Linked DNA regions of Homo sapiens: region 1 is linked to region 2. Evidence: read pairs that join two places in POLR2A ChIA-PET (ENCODE). Cell type or tissue: B cell. All regions are shown on one strand. Each heading gives the region's core, and the rest is flanking DNA. Links, peaks and the distances in the headings are about the cores only.

Region 1 (12,211 bases), core at 1,845-9,844, 73 kb after region 2:
CAGGGTACCCACACTTCTGTCCAACTTGGCTACAAAGTTGGGGGTTTCCTACATTCCCCCCACCCTCCCTCCCAGTTTCACATTCAGTAATTTGCTAGAACAGCTCACAGAACTCAGGAAGGCACTTTACTGGTACTGGTTTATTATTAATATAAAGCATTGGACTCAGAACAGCCAGATGGAAAAGATGCTTAGGACGAGGTGAGGGGGGTGGAAGGCCAAGGGGCTTCCTCATCCTCTCCAGGCTGCCACCCCTCCCAACACACCTCCATGTGTTCACCAACCCAGAAATTCTCCACATTTTTTTTTTTGAGTCAGCGTCTTGCTCTGTCACCCAGGCTGGAGCGCAGTGGCACGGTCTCGGCTCACTGCAACCTCTGCTTCCTGGGTTCAAGCAATTCTCCTGCCTCAGCCTCCCGAGCAGCTGGGATGACAAGTGTCTGCCACATGTCTGGCTAATTTTTGTACCTTTAGTAGAGACGGGGTTTCACCATGTTGACCAGGCTGGTCTCAAACTCCTGACCTCCAGTGATCCACCCACCTCGGCCTCCCAGTGCTGGGATTACAGGTGTGAGCCACCCTGCCTGGCTCACATTCTGTCATTTGGGGCTCTTTTTTTTTTTTTTTTTGGATTCATTATGTAGGCATGATTGATTAATCACTGGCTGTTGGTGATTAACTTAATCTCCAGCCCCTCTCCCCTCCCCAAAGGTCAGAGGTCTGAGCTGAAAGTTCTGACTAATTCCAGCTCCCAGCCCCCATCCTGGAGCTGCCCAGTCCTCTCACTGACATTCAAAAAACACTCATCCCTCTGGAGATCCCAAGGGTTTTGGAAGCTCTGGACCAGAAAACAGGATCAAAGACCAAATATGCAGCCACGGCCCCATCCACCTCTGAGGGCATGTGCTCTGGCCTTACTATGACGGCGGCGGTGGCGAGTCTGATACAGGCGGGATGATGCACGCTTTATCTGGAACCCTTGGCCTTGGATAAAATTTGTCTTCTGTAGCAGTTACGTCCATGGAGCTAAGTCCAGGTCCACCTGCCATTGCAATTATGGCAGGGAAAAGGACAGAGGGAGCTGACGATTACACCTAACTTTGGATTTGGGGCACCCTTCTGTTCCCCCACTTCCTGCTTCGCTGACACTCACACCCCCAAAGGCGGTGGCGCAGAAGCTGAAATCAGGGCTCAGGACTCCATCTACAGCCAGGCCCACGAGCAGGGTCTGTTCTGAAGGCTCCACCAGCAGCTGTGTCCCAAGCCAACTGGCAAGACACCGTCCCACCCGACAGTGGCTTCCTCCCCGTGGCGTCATCTCCCTTCCAAAGAGGGAGGAATTTGGACTATTACCCACGAACGATAGCAGGCTAAGAAACAAATTATGATTACGAAAGATTAAAGAAAAAAAAAACCACCCACACCTACTGGCTGTACCTTTCCTGCATGATTTTTGCCACCGCATGGGAAGCGGGCCAATTGCTATTTGCCTGGGTGTTTTAAATATCAGGAGATCAGGAGATTTGCTCCTGACATAATTTTTTTTCGAAGTGCAACAGAAAATAGCACTTTTCACAACAATTAACTGTTAACTGGCTCCAAAGAAGGTCTGCTTGTTAGACATTAGGGAGGAATAGAAGGCATCTTCTCAGATGTTGGCCTTTGCGGAGGCAAGGTCAGTGGTGCCGGGAGGTGACTCCCTGCATTTCCGTATGTCCGTTTCTTAAGTCGCACTATTACTTCCCTTGAGTAAGGGACGTAATATTGAGTAATATTTATTGAGCTGTGTGTGAGAGACTGTTTCAGGCTCCGGGAAAACAGCGAACAAAATAAAAACAAATTGGCTGCTTTCATAGACCCCACACACTAATAAGCACATAGGGAGTCGGTCAGGCGGTGACCCGTGCGGTGGAGAGAAGGCAGCCGGCGGGACGTGGAAGGGTCGAGGTTAAACCGAGGTAGTGGGGAGGCCCCCAGTGAAAGACGCGAGTTTCCGGGGTGCTCCCTCTAGCCAGCAGTTAATTGCAATTCTGCCGGGCGCGGTGGCTCACGCCTGTAATCCCAGCACTTTGCGAGGCCGAGGTGGGCAGATCACTTTAAACCAGGAGTTCCCGACCAGCCTGGGCAACATGACAATACCCGTTTCTACAAAAACATTTAGAAAAATTATCTGGGCGTGGTGGCGCACGCCTGTAATCCCAGCTACTTGGGAGGCTGAAGCAGGAGTATGGGTTGAGCCTGGGGAGGTGGAGGCTGCAGTGAGCTATGATCGCACCGCTGCACTCCAGCCTGGGCGACAGAGTGAGATCCTGTCTCAAAACACACACACACACACACACACACCCCCCAAAACAACAAACAAAAAAAAAAAAGAGAAAGAAAAAATTACACAATTTCAGTTTGTTCAATTTGAGTCAGCTGGTGATTCGAGCGTGTCCCCTGTGCCCGTAGGACATAAAAGTAAAAATAAGATGGAATTCCCTCAGGTCTCGTCCTTCGGGAAGGATGGCTCGGAACAGCCCGAAAGAGAAAAGGGAGTTGGTTTCTTCCCGGACCAGTTTTCCCCTGTCCCGTGGAGTCCACAAGACAGGCGGCAGCTTCAAGGCCGGCAAGTTCCGCGTCTGGGGGGCTGCGGGCCGCCCCTGCGGGACCGGGGGGATCTGGGCGGGACAGGGCGGCCCGGCCCACGCCCCGGCTTCCCCCAGCAGCCCGAGGGCGCCCGGAGCTCACGGCTGGCGCCGCCCCGCGCTTCCTGCCTCGCCGCGGATCCTCCTCCGCGCCGTGACGCGCCAGGCTTTGACCAAATATGTCCCTTTCCCCTCCCTCGCCCGCCCCGCCGCCCGCAGGCGCCCCGAGTCGCGGGGCTGCCGCTTGGACGTCGTCCTGTCTGGGTGTCGCGGGCCGGCCCCGCGGGGAGCGCCCCCGGCGCGATGCCCTTCAGGAAAGGTAGGAGTCCCGGTGACGCGGCCCACGCCCCCAGCGCGCGCGGGGACCTGAGCGGCCGCCTGTGGGTACCCGAGCCTTGGGTCCTCGCCAGGCGCGGAAGCACTGTGCACCCGGGCTGCGGCGGTGCCGCCCGGGGCCAAGCGAGACGCGCTCCGCCTTGTCCCCTCCGCCCTGCGCTGCGCCCCGGACCCGCGTGTCCCTCCAGATCCGCACTGTCTCCTCCGGTCCTGCGTGTCCCCTCCGGCCCCACGCGTCCCCCTCCGGCCTCGCGTCTCCTTTCCGGCCTCGCGTCTCCTTTCCGGCCCCGCGTCTCCTCTGCAGCCCCGCATTGTGCCTCCAGACCCGCGCTACCTCCTCCAGACCCGCGCGTCCCCTCTGGCGACTCCGGCCGCCACCACGTGCCCGAGCCGGGGGCGGCACTTGCAGCGAATTCCCGCTTCCCGCTGCGCTCCAGCCCCGGGCCGCAGATATACCAGGGCTCCGGACCCGGAGAGACCCGGAGGGCGGCGGGGCCCGGGGTCCTGAGGGCGGGATTGGTGGGCTCGGGGGCACGGAGAGGGGCAGCGCGGCGCGGGAGGTGGGCAGCTCTGGCCTGAGTCCCACCTTTGCCCCTCCCGCCCTCTGACCCCCGGGCAGTCATTTCAGCCCCCAGCCCCAGTTGCCTCCTGGGCAAAACCGACAGATGGCTAGGGACGGCCGCGTGAGGATGGGAGCCGTCCCCAGAAAAGCAAACTCAGGCCCGCTGATGAGCGCGGCCCGGCCCCTCCTGCAGGGGCTGCCCTCCGCCTTTTCCGCCCTGCGTGCCAGAAAGGCCCGGCTACCTGGTGTTCCTACCCGCACCGGGGGGTCCCAGCGCACCGGACCCCGGTTTACAGGCCGGGTGGTTGGAGGCCCAGCACTGCCCAGAGCCCTGGGCCCCTCTCAGCTCAAAGACCCGGGAGAGAAGTGGGAGCTGCAGAAGTGTGGGGAGGGGGGCCTCGATTTGACTTTCAAATCAGAGTTGTGTGACTCCTGCGCCGTCTGTTTGGGTTGGGAGGGGTTGAGTTCTGGTGATGATTGTCACTCAACACCCGAGACTCCCCCACTGCGACCTGGGCACACTAAGGACGTTGAGGACTGGGGGTGTGTGTGGGGGGAGCCTGGCCTCCCCTGGCACTGGGCCTGTGCTGTGCCGTCTCTCCCTTCCCGCACCCACCCATCTGCCTCTCTTCTCTCATAACTCAGAGGCACGGCCAGCGTGATGCTACGGTTGCCTGGAGGCTGTACCGGACTTGTTTTTCAAACAGAGGGTGCCTAGGTATCAGCGTGGGCTCCTGGCGGTGAAGGGGGTGGCTGCTGACTCTCCTGTCCCGTTGGGGTAGAGAGATGGGGGAGGGTGGCCAGAAGGAAGGTGACAGCCAGCAAGCAGGGGCTCTGCCACTCCTCTGTCAGCTGGACACGTTTAGTCCCAAGGCCACTGTCTTCGGTGTCTCCATTAATCCAGGTATGATTCGGCCACCTTGACTCTGTGGGTTCTCTGGAGGCTCTCAGAGTGTCCCTCCCCCCCTACTCATTAACTGCAGGGGACAATCATTTATCTCTGACTTCATCGCTTCTGCCCACTTTTGTCGATGTAGGCTCTGGTTGGGAAACTCCTAAAAGGGACAGACTTCTGTTTACTTGTGCGCTCAGTAGAGAGCCTTATGCGGCAAAGTATTAAATAGCCAAGCTGCTAATGTATTGTTTGCATATGAAGATTTTGCTTTATGACAGCGTATTTTAGTGCATTATTAGATCACACAGGACAAAACATTTGCAAACTGCCAACCAAGGTAAGCTTTGGTTTTTTGGTTATTATCATTGTTTAATCTGAAGAGACCTTGCTGCATGAAGAGGAAAATGTTATCCTTGCATTTGGCAGATGCTACTTCCTGGAGGTCCCAGAGTGTAAGAAACTGTTGCTTGGCATAAGTGCTGTCTGCGTTTCCCGGTCACCCTGGTGTGAGCCAGGGCACAGGCTCTTGGAGGCTTTATCGAGGCAGAGCTTCCCCAGTTGCAGGTGGGACCTCTCACTTAGAAGTAAGCACAGCAAGTGGGAACTGCAGGGAGCCAGGCCGCGGCTGGGTTTGGTGCTGAGCCGTGGTCTGAAGCTGCCTGGAGGGGACAAGGTCCTCCTGTGAGGGACAGCACGGCACGTCAACCCTGCACTGACGGAGGTGCAGGAGACGCCAGTGCAGCTACTCTTCTGTATTTTTTGACCTTTGAGCGATCTGAATGTGTTAACTATTCAGAAAAGTAATTTAAAAATTGGGAAATGAAAAGACTTTGCCGCCCTGCTCCCAAAACCAAGAGAAGCCATCCGGAGAAGGCGTCCATCCTCTGCGGGCTGGAAGCTGAGCAGGGACAACTGTGGATTCCCTCCCCAGGCTGTGCTTCTGCCTCTTGACAAGCTTCAGACTTTGGGATCAGCTCCGTCAGGGGCCCAGCGGGTACCAGGCAAGTCGAGGAGTTTAATGATGGGGAGATTTGGGTAGGAGATAGGAAAACCGTAAGGGATAGTGCAGAGCCCTGGGCATTAGCACCTTGAGGTTTAAAATGTCAAGTGGCAGAGCCAAAACTAGGGACAGCCTGACAGGGACTGTGGCCTCTGTTGGAGGGGGCGGGCAGTGTGTAGCCTGCAGAGAGGGAGCTGGGAGAATCCTCAACCTAGACCTCACTCCTTCCTCCCTCTGATCTCATGGCTTTGGCAGCCAGAGGGCCGGGGAGCCTGACGGGGTGGTCCATACAGGGGACCTGACGGGGTGGTCCATACAGGGGATCCTGATGGGGTGGTCCATACAGGGGAGCCTGACGGGGTGGTCCATACAGGGGAGTCTGCTGGGACACAGAGCTGGGTGGATTTCCCTTTTGGAGGAGAGAGGGTCTTCAGGGTACAACAGAGAAGCAACCAAAGATCTTAGGTGCTGGTCCTGTCCCTCACTTATGGGAGGAACTAGTGGACAGCTACTGAATGTAGTTATGGGAAAGATGAGTGGTTGTGTACCACGGCATTCATTCATTCTCTAGATTGGGCACTTGCTATGCACCAGCACACGCTAGGTACCAGCTGAACAGCAAGACATGGTGTCTCCTCCCTGGAGCCCACCTCCTGTGCTCTCCAGCAAGTGCCAGGGAGGGGAGTCAGAAGTCCAAATGTAGAGCAGTTCTCAGTAGGAAGCCCCACCTGAGGAGGCTGAACTCCGCATGGAGAGGGTGTGGCACTGGTTGACCTCCTGGACTGTCACACAGGCTGTGGTTAGGTTGGTGCCATGGTGCTGGCTAGAATGGAGCCAGAGGGACTTAGACCTCATATTGCACCTGTCCAACATGGACCGCAGTGGTATGGCACGTGGCAGGCAGGAACCATATCAAGTGGGTGGTGGCTGCATCTGGGCCATGTCCCCTATGCTCAGCGTGAGGCTGGAGCAGCAGCTGACAGTGGCAGTCCTGGCCCAGGTGGGGGAAGGATGGTGCAAGCATTGCCTTCAGGGCTCACAGCTCTTCCTGTGGGTCTCCAGGGTGACGGTGGTTAGAGTGGGAGGAAGGTCTGAGTCTTTGGCCAATCTGTCTAGAAGAAGGAGAAGTTAGTATCTTGACGTGAAACATAAAAGAAATTCATGAGACGAAAAGGAGGCAGGAAGCACTTCAGCTGGACACGGAGAGGAAAGTCATGCATATCATGACTAACTTTGGGAACCACAATGGAGGGACGCTGGGGCAGTTCTTCCTCTGCAAGAACTTCTCTCCTTAGAAATCGAATAGATGGGCCAGTGTGGTGGCTCATGCCTGTAATCCCAGCACTTTGGGAGGCCGAGGTGGGAGGATCACTTAAGGCCAGGAATTTGAGACCAGGCTAGACAACATAGCGAGACCCTCTCTCTACCAAAAAAATTAAAAATCAGCTGGGGGTGGTGGCGTGAACTTGTAGTCCCAGCTACTCTGGAGTCTGAGATGGGAGGATTGCTTGAGCCCAGGAGTTCAAGGCTGCAGTGAGCTACGATCACACCACTGCACTCCAGCCTGAGTGACAGAGCAAGACCCTGTCTCTCTAAAGAGAAATAAATAAGACAGATGGTGTAGACGGTGACTCATCTCAGGTGATGGAGGCGTGGCTCTAAGAGACTGTGGTCTTGAATAAATCGTTGAGGTCCTTTTCAAGTCTAGAATCCTATAACAATGTCTTCAGACAGCAGTGTTCCAAGGATTTTTGTACGTTCCACCTTCAGAGGGACAAGGGAATAGCAGGTGAAAGTTCTAATAATAAATAACAATAAGGCCGGGTGCGGTGGCTCATGCCTATAATCCCAGCACTTGGGAGGCCAAGGCGGGTGGATCACCTGAGGTCAGGAGTTCGAGACCAGGCTGGCCAACATGGTGAAACCCTGTCTCTACTAAAAATCCAAAAATTAGCCAGGGGTGGGGGTGGGCGCCTGTAATTCCAGCTACCTGGGGAGCTGAGGCAGGAGAATCACTTGAACCCAGGAGGCAGAGGTTGCAGTGAGCCGAGATCGTGCCACTGCACTCCAGCCTGGGCGACAGAGTGAGACTCCCTCTCAAAAAAAAAAAAAAAAGATACAAAATGCACTGTGTGGGATGTGAGGGCAATCTGGCTGTGACATCTGTCACCCCAGTAATCGTCAGGGTTGATTTGGCTGATCTGGCTGGCTAGGTGGGTGTCCCCTTCCTCCCTCACCACTCCATGTGCGTCCCTCCCAAAGCTGTGTGCTCGGTCCAAGAGGATGACCATCCCCAATAGAGGAGGACTCATCTTCAGTCAAGGGTACACGAGTAGCTGCACTCCCCTGCTAGAACCTCCAAACAAGCTCTCAAAATGCACTGTGTGACCTTACTATAATATCCTCCAGTTCCATCCCAAGGATTTCACTCTTTTTTATGGCTGAGTAGTATTCCATGTTGTATATGTACATTTTCTGTATCCATTCATCTGTTGTTGGACACCTAGGTTGATTCCATGTCTTGGCCGTTGTGAATAGCGCTGCAATAAACTTGGGGTTTGGATGTCTCTTCACGCCTTTTAAGTTCATGCCTTTTCTGTCACCTTTTCCATTGATTCTATGCACATAGCACCTCTTGCAGGCATATCTTGTCCCATAACCAGACCGGAACACTCATTTGTTCTCAGAATGCTTTCTGCATGGTAACTTGGAGAGCTATTTGAGTTACGGTCTATACCTCATGCTTATATTGGACCTGGTGGTAGCAAGTGTTTCATAAATTCTTCTACTTGGTTAATCTGTCATTTTCTTTTGGAATGAGTAGTTGCAGAGCCACATTAAGATCCTTATAGGCCAGGCACGGTGGCTCATGCCTGTAACCCAGCACGTTGGACGGCTGAGTAAGGTCAGAGGATTACTTCAGACCAGGCGTTCGAGACCAGCCTGACCAACATGGTGAAACCCTGTCTCTACTAAAAATACAAAAATTAACTGGGCGTGGTGGTGGGCGCCTGTAATCCCAGCTACTCAGGAGACTGAGGCACGAGAATCACTTGAACCTAGGAGGCGGAGGTTGTGGTGAGCTGAAATCGTGGCCACTGCACTCCAGCCGGGGCGACAGAGCGAGACTGTCTCAAAAATAACAATAATAATAAATCCTTATAAACCCTAAATGCTGAAAGATGATGGCATTTCCCCATGCGTAATTTAAAATAAAGACAATACCCAGGCTGTGCGTGGTGGCTCACGCCTGTAATCCCAGCTCTTCGGGAGGCCGAGGCGAGTGGATCACTTGACGTCAGGAGTTTGAGACCAGCCTGACCAACATGGTGAAACCCCGTCTCTACTAAAAGTATGAACAATTAGCCAGGTATGGTGGCGGGCACCTGTAATTTCAGCTATTCCGGAGGCTGAGGCAGGAGAACCGCTTGAACCTGGGGGGGCGGAGATTGCAGTGAGCCAAGATCCTGCCACTGCACCCTGGCCTGGGCGACAGAGCCAAACTCAGTCTCAGAACAACAACAACAAAAAGCAAAAATTGCCTATCATTCATGACGGCAGGGGAAGAGTTCCAAGATTTCCAGCTGGGCGGTTGAGACGGTGGACCAGGACAGCAGGGAGACGGACACAGGGAGGGAGCCCCAGTCTGTGGAACACCATCCCACTTACCGTAGCTCCCCACTGGCAGTGTGTATGAGTCTTGGTGGTATCTTGTGTGCGGGTCTGAGCTAGGGGGCGTGGCCCCAGGAGCATCCAAGGTTCTGGTTGGGGCAGCCACAAGGTGTCTGAAGAGCAGCGGGGTTTGGTCGTCCTGGCACTTCCGCAAGCAGCCTTTCCAGCTGTAGCTCCGGAAGGTGCTCTGACATGACAGTTCAAAAACACACTTCCCCCTGGCCTGGGCTTCAACACTCACTTGTCAGAAAGTGAGGTCCTGTATGCCCCAGTCCTCGGCCAGAGAAGCAAGAAGCAGATTTCCCAGAGGCTGTGGCCCCTTGCATTGGTGAGGACACTGGGGTGCTACCTCTGTTTGAGGGGTGACTGACAACTGTGCTTTCTTAGGGTGGAGTTGGTCTGCTGTCGTGACTGTCTGCTTGAGATACTGACCCCTGGCGATCAGATTCTGGAAGTCCTCTCCTGAGGCTGCTGAAGTCGTCCCAGAGGCTTGTCCAGCCACAGCAGTGGAGAAAGATCCAATCAGGCAGGCAGGGGCAAACGGGAAGTCGGGAGGGTACCCTCCCCGCTCCCTGAGAAGTGTGGACTTTCAAAAGGAAGTGAGAAAGAGGAAGGTCTTGCCTAGGCATGGGGTAGACCTGTTTGATGCAGGCGGACTTCAGGGAAAGCTGGTCCTCAGTGCCACAGTGCTGTGGCTGTCGGGCGGCAGGCACTGGCTCACAGCCGTGGTGGGGACGCCTTGTTTCTCGGAAGGACAGAACCGCCCTCCTGCAGCTCCTGTTCCTGGCTTCACATTAGAATTAACTGGGGAGCTAAAAAAAAAAAAAACCTGATGCCCCAGAAATTCTGATTTGATAGTTTCTGCCTTGATGCCTAGACAAAAAATGTCCTGAAACAATACTTCACCTCAGACAATACTGTACATGCTGATGTTTTCTAGTCTGTTCCATTTCATTAAGAAAGATTCTGGTCTTATTCCAGTAAATTGATTTCAAGGCCACTAATGGGTGGTGACCCACACTTTTGAGATGCCTGTTCCGGGCATCACCTCCCACTGCAGAGCCTGGGGAGCCGGACAGCTCCCTTCCCAGGCTCTGCAGTGGGAACTGATGCCTGGAACAGTTCCTGCAGCCGGTCTCCAGTGTGATTCAGGTCCTGCGGCAAGTTCTAGGTGGTCCAAGTGAGGCAGAAGCCTTGCTGGAGGCTTTACCCGTCCACACTGCTGTGGAGCCTCTGAGCCTCCATGGAGGCTCCCCAAGCCAGGCAGCAGGGGAGGAAGCGTCTGGTAGGAGGGTGGAAGGCATCACGATAACTAGCCACCTGCAAGGGCTAAATCTCTCTGGGACGTTTGCACGAGGAACATTCCGAACCCATGAATAGAGGAGGGCTGCGGATCTGGTAGCTGAGGAAATTCAGTAGAAAAGCGAGAAATGTATGCCAGGTGCAGTGGCACACACCTGCAGCCCCAGCTACTTGGGAGGCTGAGGTGGGAGGATTGCTTGAGCCCAGGAGAGTGAGACCAGCCTGGGCAACATAGTGAGATCCTGTCCCTACAAATAAAAAATTAAAAAATTAGCTAGGTGTGGAGGCATGTGCCTGTAGTGCCAGCTACTTGGGAGGCTGAGGTGGGAGGATTGCCTGAGCCTGGGAAGTTGAGGCTGCAGTGAGCCTTGATCGTACCGCTGCACTCCAGCCCGGGCAACAGAAAGAGACCTTGTCTTTAAAAAAAGGAAGAAGAGGCTGGGCACGGTGGCTCACGCCTGTAATCCCAGCACTTTGGGAGGCTGAGGTGGGCAGATCACCTGAGCTCAGAAGTTCGAGACCAGCTTGATCAACATGGTGAAACCCCATCTCTACTAAAAATACAAAAAAATTAGCTGTGCATGGTGGTGGGTGTCTGTAATCCCAGCTACTCGGGAGGCTAAGGCAGGAGAATTGCTTGAACTGGAAGGCATTGAGCCAAGATCATGCCACTGCACTCCAGCCTGGGAGACACAGCGAGACTCTGTCTCAGAAAAAAGAAAGAAAGAAAGAAAGAAAGAAATAAGAACAGAGAAAAGCAAGAAATGTAATTGAAAGGCCGATGGGCTGCCCTGTCCTGCGGGTGCCTACCCTCATTTATGATGCAACTGAAGTCACTTCCATAAGCTCTTCGGTCCTTTCAGCAGTGCCCAGTAGGCCAGGGGCGGATGTAAGTGCAGAGGCTGCGGCAGTGAACAAAACAGACAAACCTCGGCCATGGAGCTTACATGTGAATGGGGTAAGCCTGTGTGGCTTGGTCCTTGGTAGATGCTTTGAGTGGCTGGTAGGAGGTCATGGTGACCTCCCTGGGTTGGTGAGCAGGTGAACGCTGCATGTGTCAATGGATGTGAATGCCAAGAAGAAAATAACTCAGGAAAGAGGAGGGGGAGGGGCTGGGCGAGGTGGCTCACACCTCTAATCCCAGCATTTTGGGAGGCCGAGGCAGGCGGATCAGTTGGGGTCAGGAGTTCGAGACCAGCCTGTACAACATGGTGAAACCCCTGTCTCTACTGAAAATACAAAAATTAGCTGGGTGTGGAGGCAGGTGCCTGTAATCCCAGCTACTCAGGAGGCTGAGGCAGGAGAATTGCTTGAACCTGGGAGGTGAGGTTGCAGTGAGCTGAGATCGCGCCACTGCACGCCAGCCTGGGAGACAGAGCGAGACTCCATCTAAAAAAAAAAAGAGAGGGGAGAGGGAGTCAGGGACCGGGAGGGAGGATTGTGGTTGCACACAGGATGGTCACTCCAGGGGACATTTGGACCAAGACTGAGGGGAGTGAGACAGCCTGAGGGGAGTGAGGCAGCAGACAGTACCATTAGCTCAGGAGCATGTCCAAATAGGGAAGTGCGAGGCAAAGGTCCTGTGGCCAGAGCGGCTGAGTGCAGGAGGAACCTGCGGGCCAGCACCGCTTCTGCAGGGTGAGAGGGTGGAAGCCAGGTGGACACAGGCTTAGGAAGGGAGTGGCGGCTCAGCACGTCCTCATCTCCCATGGTAGGGCCTTGTTTGGCCTCTCAGCTGGAGACAGGAAGGCCTGGGAGGGTTTTGGTGGAGGTGTGGGCTGAATTAATTTTTTTTTTTTTTTGAGGCAGGGTCCCAC
Region 2 (12,211 bases), core at 2,134-10,133:
ATAATCCCATCAAAAGCAAATGAACCATTGCAGGATAGCCTGGAGCACGAGGGCCTTCCATCTTTGCTTGTTAAGTGGATGGCGGTTGGATAGATGTTGCTGAGATCGGTGCCTCCCATGGCCGAGAGGCAGGCAAGACACTTCAGATTCTGCCCCAGTTGGCACTATGCAAACAGGGTTATTTCTCTCAAACTGGTATTGAAAGAATGCTGCTGCTAATTCTACGAAATCTACAGGTGCATCCTGTTATTGCGGCACTGAGTTGAATTTCTGCAGTTTGTAATTTCCACCAGATTCTACTAGACAAGGGCACAGGGGTCCCGTGGAAAACCAAAATCCACTATGAATCAAATAACCCAACTCTACTCAAATGTCTAGTTCCCAAGCCACTGTTGACTTGTGGGTTGTGCCACCCAGAAAACACTGGGAGAGAACAGTTGGTTTGTATGAATCATGAACTGAGTCCTCCGTCCCTAACAATTGAAAACTGACTTTGTTAACATTTTGTGGCTTGTGGTGACCAGTGCTGTTGGGTCCCACAGATGTTGTCAGAGGGTCCTCTTTCCATTTGAGTGGAGGACGTGTTTCCTGGGGGGATAGCAGCAAAGCTCCCTGGCCACTTCTGTCATGATTTTAGTTCAGGGATGGATAATAGAGTTTATCTCTCAAGCCAGCACTGATGAGTTACCAATGGCGGCCCAGGACAAGGATTCCAAACCCCCTTTGGAGCTCAGTGGTCTGTGGTCTTTGCAGGGAGGTGAAGGCATGCTTGTGTCACATTTTGTCTAGACGTCTGTACAGCTTTTCAGCTGGCTTCCCTCACTCAAATGTGTCTCTCCACTCCACCATTCTTACCCATTGCTTCCAGTTTAATCTTTTTTTTTTTTGACTGAGTCTTGCTCTGTCGCCCACTGGAATGCAGTGGTGCAATCTTGGCTCACTGCAACCTCTGCCTCCCAGGTTCATGTGATTCTCCTGCTTCAGCCTCCCAAGTAGCTGAGATTACAGGCACCCACCACCATGCCCGGCTAATTTTTTTTTTCAGTAGAGATGGGGCTTCACCACGTTGGCCAGGCTGATCTCAAACTCCTGACCTCAGGTGATCTGCCCACTTCGCCTCCCAAAGTGCTGGGATCACAGGCGTGAGCCACCGTGCCCAGCCCCAATTTAATCTTCTGGAAGAATACTTTTCCCTTATCTACAACGTAACATTTTAGGAGTGTCCATAATGTCTTTGAAATTAAGCCCACATTTCTTAGCCCGGTATTCAAAATCCTTCATAACCTGCCCTGGCCTATCTCTTCAGTATTAATTCTTCGCTATCCTTCATGCTGTCTTTGCCACAAAAATGTTCCCAAGCAGACCAGAGAACAAAATAAAAATCATCAACTGCTCACTGTTCCTGCAACACCGCCTCCTCTTTTCTTGGTTTCCTCTGTTAAATCCATAAGCCCAAAGCTCACTCACTCCTTAACACCCAGCTCCAGTGCTACCCTGCTGAAGGAAGTCTCACCGCATCCCTCCCTCTGGAAGTGCTCCCCCTCCTCTGGGCTGTTCCCTTATCTGCATCTTAGGAATATTGAAAGGAATCACTAGCACTGACTAGGCCCTTACTACATGGCAAGCACTGTGCTGAGAATGTTGCATGTCTCTGCCGCTGACTTCTCACAGCAATCTGGCGGGGCCGGCATGCCATCACTATTTCCATGTTACAAGTGCAGGCATTGCATCTCATTGTGGTTGTGAAACACCCACACTCACATAATTCGTCAGGAGTGGTGTCATGTCTAGGTCCCAGGTCTGTCTAACCCTTACACATGCCACAAGCCCATCACTCTCAGGGCATTTACCAATTGAAAACTGCCTTGTAGCTCTCTGGAGACACGGCTGATCATTCCAATGAGGCTCTATGCATCTTTAGAGAGAGGATATGCCTCTAGGTCGCCTTCTTATTCCTAGTGCTGAGTTCAGTACTTAGCATGGAATTAATGCTCAGTCGTTAAGCATTGAATGAATGACTGTATGCAGAACCTTTTTAGAGCTCTGGATTTGGGAAACACAGTTAATAAGGCATCAGCCTTCACTGTATTTCATCAGGCTTTTACTTTGTGGAATTGGGTTTGAGAAAAAAAAAATCACTCAGTTGTGGCCCAAGTCTAGAGTCCACAATTATGCAATATGTTATGAAGGGTTTGATGGAAACCTTCAAGTGTCCGTAGGGAGAATGGTCAGTACATTCAACCATGAATTCAAGGACTAGTATGTGATCGGCCTGCTGATGTAAATTCCTCCTCCTCCTCCCTCCTCCTTCCTCTTCCTCCACTTCCTCCTTCTTTCTTTTTTTTGTTTTTTAATTTAAAAACAAATAAAACGTGCACATGAGCAGTCTAATCCTTTTCTTTGCTGCACAGCTTGGCACTGGGATTGGTGACTCCAATGGGCAGCTGGGCCACTGTTTCCAGGATGGCTTTGCAGTTCTTGGGGGCAACATTGAGGGCAGTCTCAGCACACTGAGATGTGTTGCACCTCAGCAGGACCTCCGGCTTCTTGACGGGGTGGACCAGGAGCTTCTGGAAGCCGCTGGGCAGCATGTACTCTGCTGCTCCCATAACCTGTGCCAGGCATCAAAATTAGGCCCTTGATTCTTCTACCAACCCTGTTGTCAAGAGGAGTTGTTGATGCCTCTGCATTTCTGCCAGTTATGCTAATTTTGGGATATTGGCCTGACTGGTACTGGATGAACTTCTTGTCCTCTTTATGAGGATCTTGGTCATCATGAGGGGTCCTAGTGCAGCCACAGTGCTGAGTAGGAGAGGAAGACAAGGGGAGGCTGTGTGAAGGGCTGAGGGGACGTGGGCTCTGTCAACTTCTTCTTTTGGGAGCATCGAGTGCTCTCTGAAATGCACTCGCCTCTCCCTAAGAGCGGAAGTGGGCTGGGTGTGGGGGCTCACACCTGTAATCCCAGCACTTTGGGAAGCTAAGGCAGGAGGATTGCTTGGGACCAGGAATTTGAGACCAGCCTAGGCAACATAGTGAGACCAGATTCTCTAGAAAAAAATTAAAAATTAGCTGGGTGTGTTGGTGCGTGCCAGTAGTCCCGGCTACTCAGCAGGCTGAGGTGGCAGGATCCTTGAGCCTGGAAGGTTGAGGCTGCAGTGAGCTACCGATTGTGCCACTGCACTCCAGCCTAGGCACAGAGCGAGACCGTGTCTCTACAATTAAAACAAACAAAAAAGAGCAGACCAGCTTCTGGGAACTGAAGGGGGTACCTTTGTCTTCTGAGTGCATGAGCAAGAGAGCGTGAGGAAGAAAATACAGTATCTTGTTTATTTTAGTTTCTAAACAACTTCACCCTCATCCATAAAGACCCACAGTTTCCCCCAGAAACTTCTGTCAGAGCTTGAGAAAATAAAAACAAAGACCAAAAACAAAGCAGGGACTTCCTGGGTAATGAAGCCAGAGGATTATTTCATAACAAGCATACTTTTTTCATGTGACATCTGGAGGGTTAAGTTAGAACAGAGAAGCCAGCCACCTGCCAAGAAGGTCTGAAGAACCCAGAAGCGACATTAGCAAGGGGTTCGTTTCACGGAATCCAAAGGTCTGTTTCGTCAATCATGGCCAGATGGGGTATTAACAGTATCTCGAATTGACGAAATTCATTTTTTTTCTGAGAAGTTCGAAACTTTTTGTTTGAGTAACCTCATTCTTCCCCTCCCCAACATGCGATGAAAGATTCTGTTCCTTGTCTGTTAGATGAAGAGACTGAACTCTGTTGAGATTAGGCTAATTTCATCCCTGGTGGGTGTGGGATGAATTTCTAGTTCTCTCACTTGTCTTTTTCTTTCTCTTTCTCTTTCTTTTTAAAAATTTTACTTTAAAACTGACAAATAATAACTGTACATATTCATGCGTACATAGTGATGTTTCGATACATATGACGTGCAGTGATCAGATCAGCATAATTCGCACATCCATCATCTCAAACATCCATCATTTCTTTGTGTTGGGAATATTCAATATCCTCCTTCTAGCTATTTTGGGTTTTGTTTTTGTTTTTGTTTTTGTTTTGAGATGGAGTCTCGTTCTGTCACCCAGGCTGGAGTGCAACAGTGCAATCTCAGCTCACTGCAACTTCTGCCTCCCGGGTTCAAGCAATTCTCCCGTCTCAGCCTCCCAAGTAGCTGGGATTACAGGTGCCCGCCACCACACCCGGCTAATTTTTTGTATTTTTAGTAGACTCAGGGTTTTACCATGTTGGCCAGGCTGGTCTCAAACCCCTGACCTCAGGTGATCTACCCTCGTCGGCCTCCCAAAGTGCTGGGATTACAAGTGTGAGCCACCGCCCCACCTCCTTCTAGCTATTTGAAACTATGTAATACATTATTAACTGTAGTCATCTTATAGTAGTACAGAACACTAGAACTTATTCTTCCTGTCTAGCTGTAATTTTGTATCCTTTAATAAATCTGTCCCTATCACTCCCTTCCCATCTCCCTTCCCACCCTCAAGTATCCTCCTTCTACTTTCTACTTCTGTGAGACTGACACTTTTTAGCTTCCACATGTGACTGAGAACATGCAGTGTTTAACTTTCTGTTCCTGGCTTATTTCATTTTTTATAATTCCTCCAGTTCCATCCATATTGCTGAGAATTACAGGATTTCATTCTTTTTTATGGCTGAACAGTATTCCATTGTGTATATATACCAAATTTTCTTTATCCATTTATCTGTTGTTGGATACCTAATAACTGTCTTTTTCTGAAAAAGCCAGCTCTCTCCTTTATGACCCATATTTCCCCATGTTAGTAACTTATTTGCCTTTTTTTTTTTTTTTTTTTTGAGACAGCAGGATCTTGCTCTGTTGCCCAGGCTGGAGTGCAGTGGCATGATCTCAATGCAGCCTCTAACTCCCGGGCTCAGGTGATCCTCCCAGTCAGCCTCCCGAGTAGCTGGGATTACAGGCTCGTGCCACCTTGCCTGGCTAATTTTTGTATTTTTTGTAGAGACAGGGTTTCATCATGCTGCCCAGGCCACTCTCAAACTCCTGGGATCAAGGGATTGAACCATCTCAGCCTCCCAAAGTGTTGGGATTACAGGCGTGAGCAACTGTGCCTAGCTTGTCTGCCTTTTTAAGACAAATAATGGAATTCTTCATTTTCTGCCGAGCTCATTTTTGGTGCTCTGTTGCCACTACTATTTATTGAGTACCTACTATGTGCCAGGTACATAAGTACTTGTATCATATTGAGAATAAGACAGACCAAATCCATGCTATTATAATGCTGCTCAAGTTCTGAGGAGGTGAACAGACAAGAAGCAAATAATCAGATGAAAATATGGTGTAATGCTCTGGATGGTGAGTCTCACAGAGAAGAACAATGCAGGTAAGTCAATCATGCCAGGGATGGGGTGGAGAGGATGCTCATTCAGGTGACGAAGTTGAGGAAAGCCATTGGATGGAGCCGGGATACAGTGATGGAACAAACCATGTCTCTGTTTGGGGGAAGAGCGTCGCTGAGGAGGAAAGACTCGATGTCCCAGGAACAGCAAGCAGGCTGGCGTGACTGCATGAGCCAGGGGCCCAGGTCAGAGATGCAGGTGGAAAAAGTAGGTAGGGGCTGCGTCAGTGAAGGACTTGTAGGCCAGGTGAGGAGTTTGGGATTGTATTCTGAGTTGATGGGAAACTATGGGAAGGTTGGGAGCAGAGGAGAAGTGATGGGGTCATTGCATTTGTCAGCCGAAGAGGCGGTGGTGAGGTCTGAGGCCATAGCAGTGGAGACGGTAAGCAGTGACCACTTAGGGAATCTACTTTAAAAGTGGAACCCACAGAACTTGATTGATTGGATGCAGCAGGGTTGAGTGGGAGGAAAAGAGAAGAATCAACGTGACTCAGATTTCTGGCTTGCGTACTCAGTGAAAGATGTTGCCAGTTACTAAGATAAGTTACTAAGATAGGGAGCTGGTTAGGATTATGAGGAGCTGAGAGCTCTGCTCCGGCCGTGGCAATCGGCACCTGCATGGAGATGCTGTAGAGGTGCTGGACCAACAGCTCATCTGAGAGGCTGTGCTCCAAAGTGGAGCAGAGGGTATGGGGCAGCAGCGGGAGGCAGTTGTGGGGACTGCAACTGCGAGGTTTCTTTTCAAATAGACTTTGTTTTTAGAGCAGTTTTAGACGCACAGCAAACTCGAGTGGAAGGGAGAGAGAGTTCCCCTGTGCCTCCTGCCCTCACACCCGCACAGCGCCCCAACTATCAACACCCCTACCAGCGTGGCGCATTTGTTAGAACTGATGAAACTACTTCATTTCAACCGAGCGGTGTACGATCTATTCTTCTGGGAGAAAGGGGGGTGAAATTGCAACAGTTAGCCCTTCCTGAAAATAAATATGTGTGGGGGGTATGTTGGTATATTTCCGAGCACTGTAGCATATTCACCAGTCACCTGCCTGGTGCACTTGGGAGTCATCCACCCCACAGTCCCCTCCACCCCACAGTCCCCTCCACCCCACAGTCTCCTCCACCCCGCAGTCCCCTCCACCCCCCAGTCTCCTCCACCCCACAGTCTCCTCCACCCCGCAGTCCCCTCCACCCCCCAGTCCCCTCCACCCCACAGTCCCCTTTGGGCGTTTTTGCACAAAGTATTCAGCGCACAGCTTAGTTGCATACACTCAGGTGTGAATAGGTGACTACCTGGGATGTTGAAATCCTGGACAGCTGGAATCTGTACACATGGTCTTAAAATGACAATAGCCGTCTAACTGTTTTTGTAGCACCAGGAGCAATGTAAAGACACACCACCTGTGCACCAGGACAGCACAGAGGTGAGCTCACTATTAGTTTCTAAGTATTTCCAACACTTATATCTTTGGAGTTTTCTTTTTAAATGTTTAAATCAAACGTCTTGGCTAACGCTTAATCAGGGTCATGTTATTCATGCACACCTCAACATGATTGTGTTTTGGAATATATACCACAATTCTTCCCTTGTAAATATACCCTGAATATTTAATAAATAGTTGCTCGATGAATTAATTGATTAATTATAATCAAAGTCTGGACACTAGAAGAATAAAGAAGAAAAAAAAGAAATCTGGCTGGGTTCAGTGGCTCACGCCTGTAATCCCAGCACTTTGGGAGGCTGTGGCAGGCAGATCACCTGAGGTCAGGAGTTCGAGACCAGCCTGGCCAACATAATGAAGCCCTGTCTCTATGAAAAATCCAAAATATTAGTTGGGTGTGGTGGTATGCATCTGTAATTCCAGCTACTAGGGAGGCTGAGGCAGGAGAATCACTTGAACCCGGGAGGTGGAGTTTGCAGTGAGCCGAAATTGTGCCAGTGCACTCCAGCCTGGGCAACAGTGCAAGACTCTATCTCAAACAATAACAACAACAACAAAGAGATCTGTGCTTGGAGCTTCCAAGGGACAGCAAGAGATAACATGGTGGAAGGTTGTGGGGGATAGAGGTGGTGCTTGTTAGGATAGGGAGCAGGTCTGAGAGGGGAAATTGGAAGACACCAAGGGCAAGCTTTTCACACTACCCAAACGTTCCAAACCACCACATAAAATGTTTTTTCTCTGCTTTGCTGTTACTTTTCCTCTTCTTTTTATCTCTACTTTTTCTCTTTCTCTCCTGCTGTTTTCCATTTTGAACATTTCTTCTTTTTTAACTTCTATCCCACTCATTATACCAAGATCAAACAATAACTTATACTAATAATTTAGACCTTCTTTTCTTTGGACTTTTAAAATTTTTGTTTTTGAGTGAAATACATGTTTATTGTACAAAAATTTATATGATCCAAAAGGGGAAAACGATAAAAAGTACATTCCCCTCTACTCCCTGTCCCAAGCTACCCACTTACCCTCCCCCGAGACGAACCAGTTTTTTGGTGTGCATTTGTCCAGAGAGTTTTCTAAGTGTGTAGGAGCATGTTGCATACATAGTCATCAGTGCTGTCTAGACACTCAGAAGGCAGACAAGGAGATGGATTTGGGATTGCAGGATACTGATTGGGATCAACCTCTGTGAAAAGACGGGGAAGGAAGAAACAGGACTGGGCAGCGGGAGAAGCCAAACTGCCACACAACCTTTGCCAGCCATGGGAGCTGCAGAGCACCTGGCGGGTCAGTCATCCTGGGGTGCGCCGGCATGGCCGACCCTGTCTGCTCCCACCACTATCTGTCATTTTGGATCCTGTGAAGAAGGGTATCCAAGTGGGTGAGGTAGTTCTCTACAGCTGAGGCCAACCAGAATACAACTCTGGCTAAAGTCTATCTGCTGTTAGCTCCCAGCAGCTGGCTATGTCCTTCGTTGGGGGCCTGGTTGGGCACCTCTGTGTTCCCTTTCATCCATCTCAGCACTGCTCGGATAGACTTCTCCATGGACACCAAGAAACAGGCCCTCCAGCTTGCTGCTGACCTCTCTTCTGGGGAAAGTGAGGAGAGGGAGGTTAAAAGGAAGACCTGCAACTCCTGCTGCCGCCGCTGTCCCTGAGCCACAGCAGATGCTCATCCTCACCTGCACCCTGTGTCCCGGAGAGCCGCAGGCCCAGCCACCATCTTTGCTGGTCTTGGGGGCTTACCTGGTGGGGTGGTCAGCCCTCATCCCTGGGGGGTCTGTGTCCCTGGTCATCATGTCCTTCTTAGGCCAGAAAGGATACACTAGTCCAGTTGGCATCACAAATGGCACAAGGAGTGACTTGAGGAGCTGAGGTGCACCTGATCTGCTGATCAGGGTCATACAAAAAGCCGGAGGTGCCTAGGTTGCAGGTGCAACTCATAATCCACTGAGACTTTTGTGTCCCTTGGCAAAAGTGTGATTCCTTGGGGATCAGGACCTCCAGCCCTGCAGAGCCCAGAGTTGCAGGACTAGGAAACACAAGGTCCACTGCTGGGTCTTCGGGAGCAATGATAAGGCCACTTATGCCGTTTGGTTTCCAGACCCATGTGTTCTTCCTACTGGGGGGGGTCAGACCGTATAAAGCTTTTTTTTTTTTTCTTTTGAGATGGAGTCTCAGTCTGTCACCCAGGTTAGAGTACAATGGCACGATCTTGGCTCACTGCATGCCTGGCTAATTTTTTGTATTTTTAGAGGAGACAGGGTTTCACCACATTGGCCAGGCTGGTCTCCAACTCCTGACCTCAAGTGATCTGCCCGCCTCAGCCTCCCAAAGTGGTGGGATTATAGGCCTGAGCCACCAGGGCCGGCAGCGTAAAGGCTTTTGATTCAAAGTGTATACTGCATTCTGGAGAATGGTGCACCACCATCACACACTGTCACCTCTGAGTTGACATTTTAGTGCCCCTTTAGCCAACTATTTCAATGCTTGGGCCGGCAGCTTCTGCGTGGTGCAGGCTGTGGTGTGATCAGCCTAGGGAAGTGGGAGTCCATGCTGCAGGGCTCCAGGACAGCCTCTGTGTCTCTTATCCTGCCACTTCTTTCATGGCTCTACCATGCCAGCACTTGGGTGACCAATGAATGACAGGGCTGGCTGGTGTCACCAGGGCTGGCTTTGTCGTTCTGTCTGCTTGATTGGTTAGTGCATCTTCTGTGATGGATGCTTCCTGGGAGCAAAGTCATGAGATACAAAGACCTTCATGCTTCACACTCACTCTGTTTTTGTTTTTTTTGTTTTGGTTTTTGTTTTTTTTCAGTAGTGCAATGGCATGATCTCGGCTCACCTGCAGCCTCTGCCTCCCAGGTTTAAGCAATTCTCCTGCCTCAGCCTCGAAGTAGCAGGGATTACAGGGGCCCACCACCACACCCAGCTAATTTTTGCATTTTTAGTTGAGATGGGGTTTCACCATGTTGCCCAGGCTGGTCTTGAACTCCTGACCTCAGATGATCCACCCACCTTGACCTCCCAAAGTGCCGGGATTACAGACGTGAGCTACCACACCCAGTCTTTCCCAAATCTCTGACCAGAGAGCCAAGTCTTCTATACCACTCACAAGTAGGTGTCTATTGGAATCTTAAACCACGTCTCCTTCCCACACAGAGTGGATGGCTGGGTGTACCCCTCAATGCTCTGCCCATTGAAGGGATTTTCTCTCACTGTCATTTTTCAAGGCCACTCCTCAGTGAAGCTGGGATGCATCTGCTGTCTATTTTTGGCTTGCATTTTTATAATGAACTTGCTTATGTAAAACAAGCTCAGGCCTTTCCCTCCCCTGTGAGCTGGGGAGTCATCCCCGTAGAAAATCATGATCCTTTGTCCAGTATTCAGTTCTAAGGCGATGATCGGTCCCAGCATCCATTGACCACCCTCCCCACCAGGAGGAAGGAATCTGCAACACCATTGCAAGGATCCAGTGTAATAATTCCCCATCGGCAGGGCACAGTGGCTCATGTCTGTCTGTAATCCCAGCACTTTGGGAGGCTGTGAGTGAATTACTTGAGGTCAGGTGTTCGAGACCAGCCTGGCCAACATGGTGAAAATCCATCTCTACTAAAAATACAAAAATTAGCCAGGTGTGGTAGTGGGCACCTGTAATCCCAGCTACTTGGGAGGCTGAGGCAGGAGAATCACTTGAACCCAGAAGGCAGAGGTTGCAGTGAGCCGAGATCGTACCACTGCACTCCAGCCTGGGTGATAGAATGAGACTCCATCCCAATAATAATAATAATAATAATAACTCCCCAGTCATTCACCAAATGGGCCTGTGATCCTTTACTTGGGCAAACATCCTACGGAAAGGAAAATAACCAACCATGTGAAGAATTAGTGTTGACATTGTTATCTTGAGATCTGAGGTTAGACTGTGGGTGTAGAGAGCAGAAAATAATGAATTCCTTGCCAAGGTCCAGTTTACGTGAACCCACCTCATGGTCCATTTTCCCAGTCTCTGAATATGCAATTGGGATTGACATTCTAGAGAACTGGCACACTCCCCAAGGCGGTTCCTTGGTCTGTAGAGTGAAGGCATCATAGTGAGAAAAGCCAAAAGAGAGATGCTGAAGCTTCCTCTTCTAAAATCAAGATAGAAAATTAAAGACAATGTCACAAGCCGGGTGTGGTGGCTCACGCCTGTAATCCTAGCACTTTGGGAGACCGAGGTGGGTGGATCACCTTAGGTCAGGAGTTTGAGACCAGCCTGGTCAACGTGGTGAAACCCCGTGTCCACTAAAAATACAAAATTAGCTGGGTGTGGTAGCGGGTGCCTGTAATCCCAGCTACTCTGGAGGCTGAGGCAGGAGAATTGCTTGCACCTGGGAGACGGAGGTTGCAGTGAACCGAGATTGTGCCACTGCGCTCCAGCCTGGGCAACACAGTGAGACTCCATCTCAACACAAACAAACAAAAAAACAAAGACAATATCACAGCCCAGGGGCTGGCAAGGATGGCAAAGATGAGTGCCATGCTTAAGGATCTGAAGCAGGACTTGCTTAAAATTTTAGACCTCGTGGGTCATGCAGACTCCATTGCAACCGTTTGCCTTTGCCATAGCAGCACTCAAGCAACTAGAGACAATCTGTGAATGAATGAACATTTTTCAGTTTGAATAAAACTTTACTTATGGACACCAACATTTGAGTTTCATACAGTTTTCACATATCACAAAATATTATTATTCTTTTGATTTTTTACCAACTATGTGAAAATGTGAAAGCCGTTTGTAGAGCAAAGGTGGTATAAAAACAGGAAGTGGGCCAGATTTGGCCCGTGGGTCATAGATGGTGGACTACTAATCTGAAGGATGCAGGGGTGGTGGTCCCCATCATATTTCCATTAAATTCACCAGTCTGACCTTGGAAGACACCAGAGAGATCCTGAAAACAACAGCAGACTACCACAAAATCAGTGAAATAGAAGCCATAGTCATAGCCACCAGAGCAGATTAACACAGCCTCAGGTAGCTTGTGTGCAGCATTACGATTTGGCCAAGTTTATTTATTTATTTATTTATTTATTTATGAGACAGAGTTTTGCTCTCGTTGCCTGGGCTGGAGTGCAATGGTGTGATCTCGGCTCACCACAACCTGTCTCCCAGGTTCAAGTGATTCTCCTGCCTCAACCTCTCAAGTAGCTGGGATTAAGGCATGCACCACCATGCCCCACTAATTTTTTATTTTTAGTAGAGATGGGGTTTCACCACATTGGTCAGGCTGGTCTTGAACTCCTGACGTCAGGTGATCCACCCGCCTTGGCCTCCCAAAGTTCTGGGATTACAGGCATGAGCCACCATGCCCGGCTATTTATTTTTTA

Evidence for each region. ChIA-PET counts read pairs that join two places held together with the same protein. Peaks named below come from ENCODE experiments on the same cell type or tissue, not always from the same donor. Only the 100,000 strongest peaks of a DNase experiment are listed, where the experiment ranks them.
Region 1: POLR2A ChIA-PET joins it to region 2 with 11 read pairs; 8 of 35 experiments call an interaction of 5 or more read pairs at or near these places.

The regions. Positions count from the first base shown.
Region 1 is chr10:6,142,068-6,154,278 of GRCh38, forward strand. It overlaps MIR3155A (microRNA 3155a), which reads left to right and starts at 10,129; the gene lies at 10,129-10,210. It overlaps MIR3155B (microRNA 3155b), which reads right to left and starts at 10,195; the gene lies at 10,140-10,195. It overlaps LOC124902369 (a long non-coding RNA gene), which reads left to right. Exons shown (of 3, transcript XR_007062043.1): 3 at 1-1,414. It also overlaps a transcript of PFKFB3 not described here and the pseudogene RN7SKP78. RefSeq lists enhancers at 2,356-2,475, 3,176-3,325, 6,640-6,689, 9,499-9,548, a silencer at 2,566-3,115 and cis regulatory regions at 2,580-3,080, 2,636-3,136. In B cell, for the core only: CTCF peaks have their summits at 9,531 (motif pointing left) and 9,735; DNase peaks (open chromatin) are centred at 2,784, 6,384, 9,274, 9,384 and 1 weaker place; H3K4me3 peaks cover 3,018 bases; H3K27ac peaks cover 2,884 bases.
Region 2 is chr10:6,069,124-6,081,334 of GRCh38, forward strand. It overlaps the pseudogene RPL32P23. Among named protein-coding and RNA genes, the nearest start is that of IL2RA, 13 kb to the left of the region's middle. RefSeq lists an enhancer at 3,270-3,319. In B cell, for the core only: no CTCF peak of the experiment used is centred there; DNase peaks (open chromatin) are centred at 2,878 and 3,608; H3K4me3 peaks cover 1,459 bases; H3K27ac peaks cover 2,014 bases.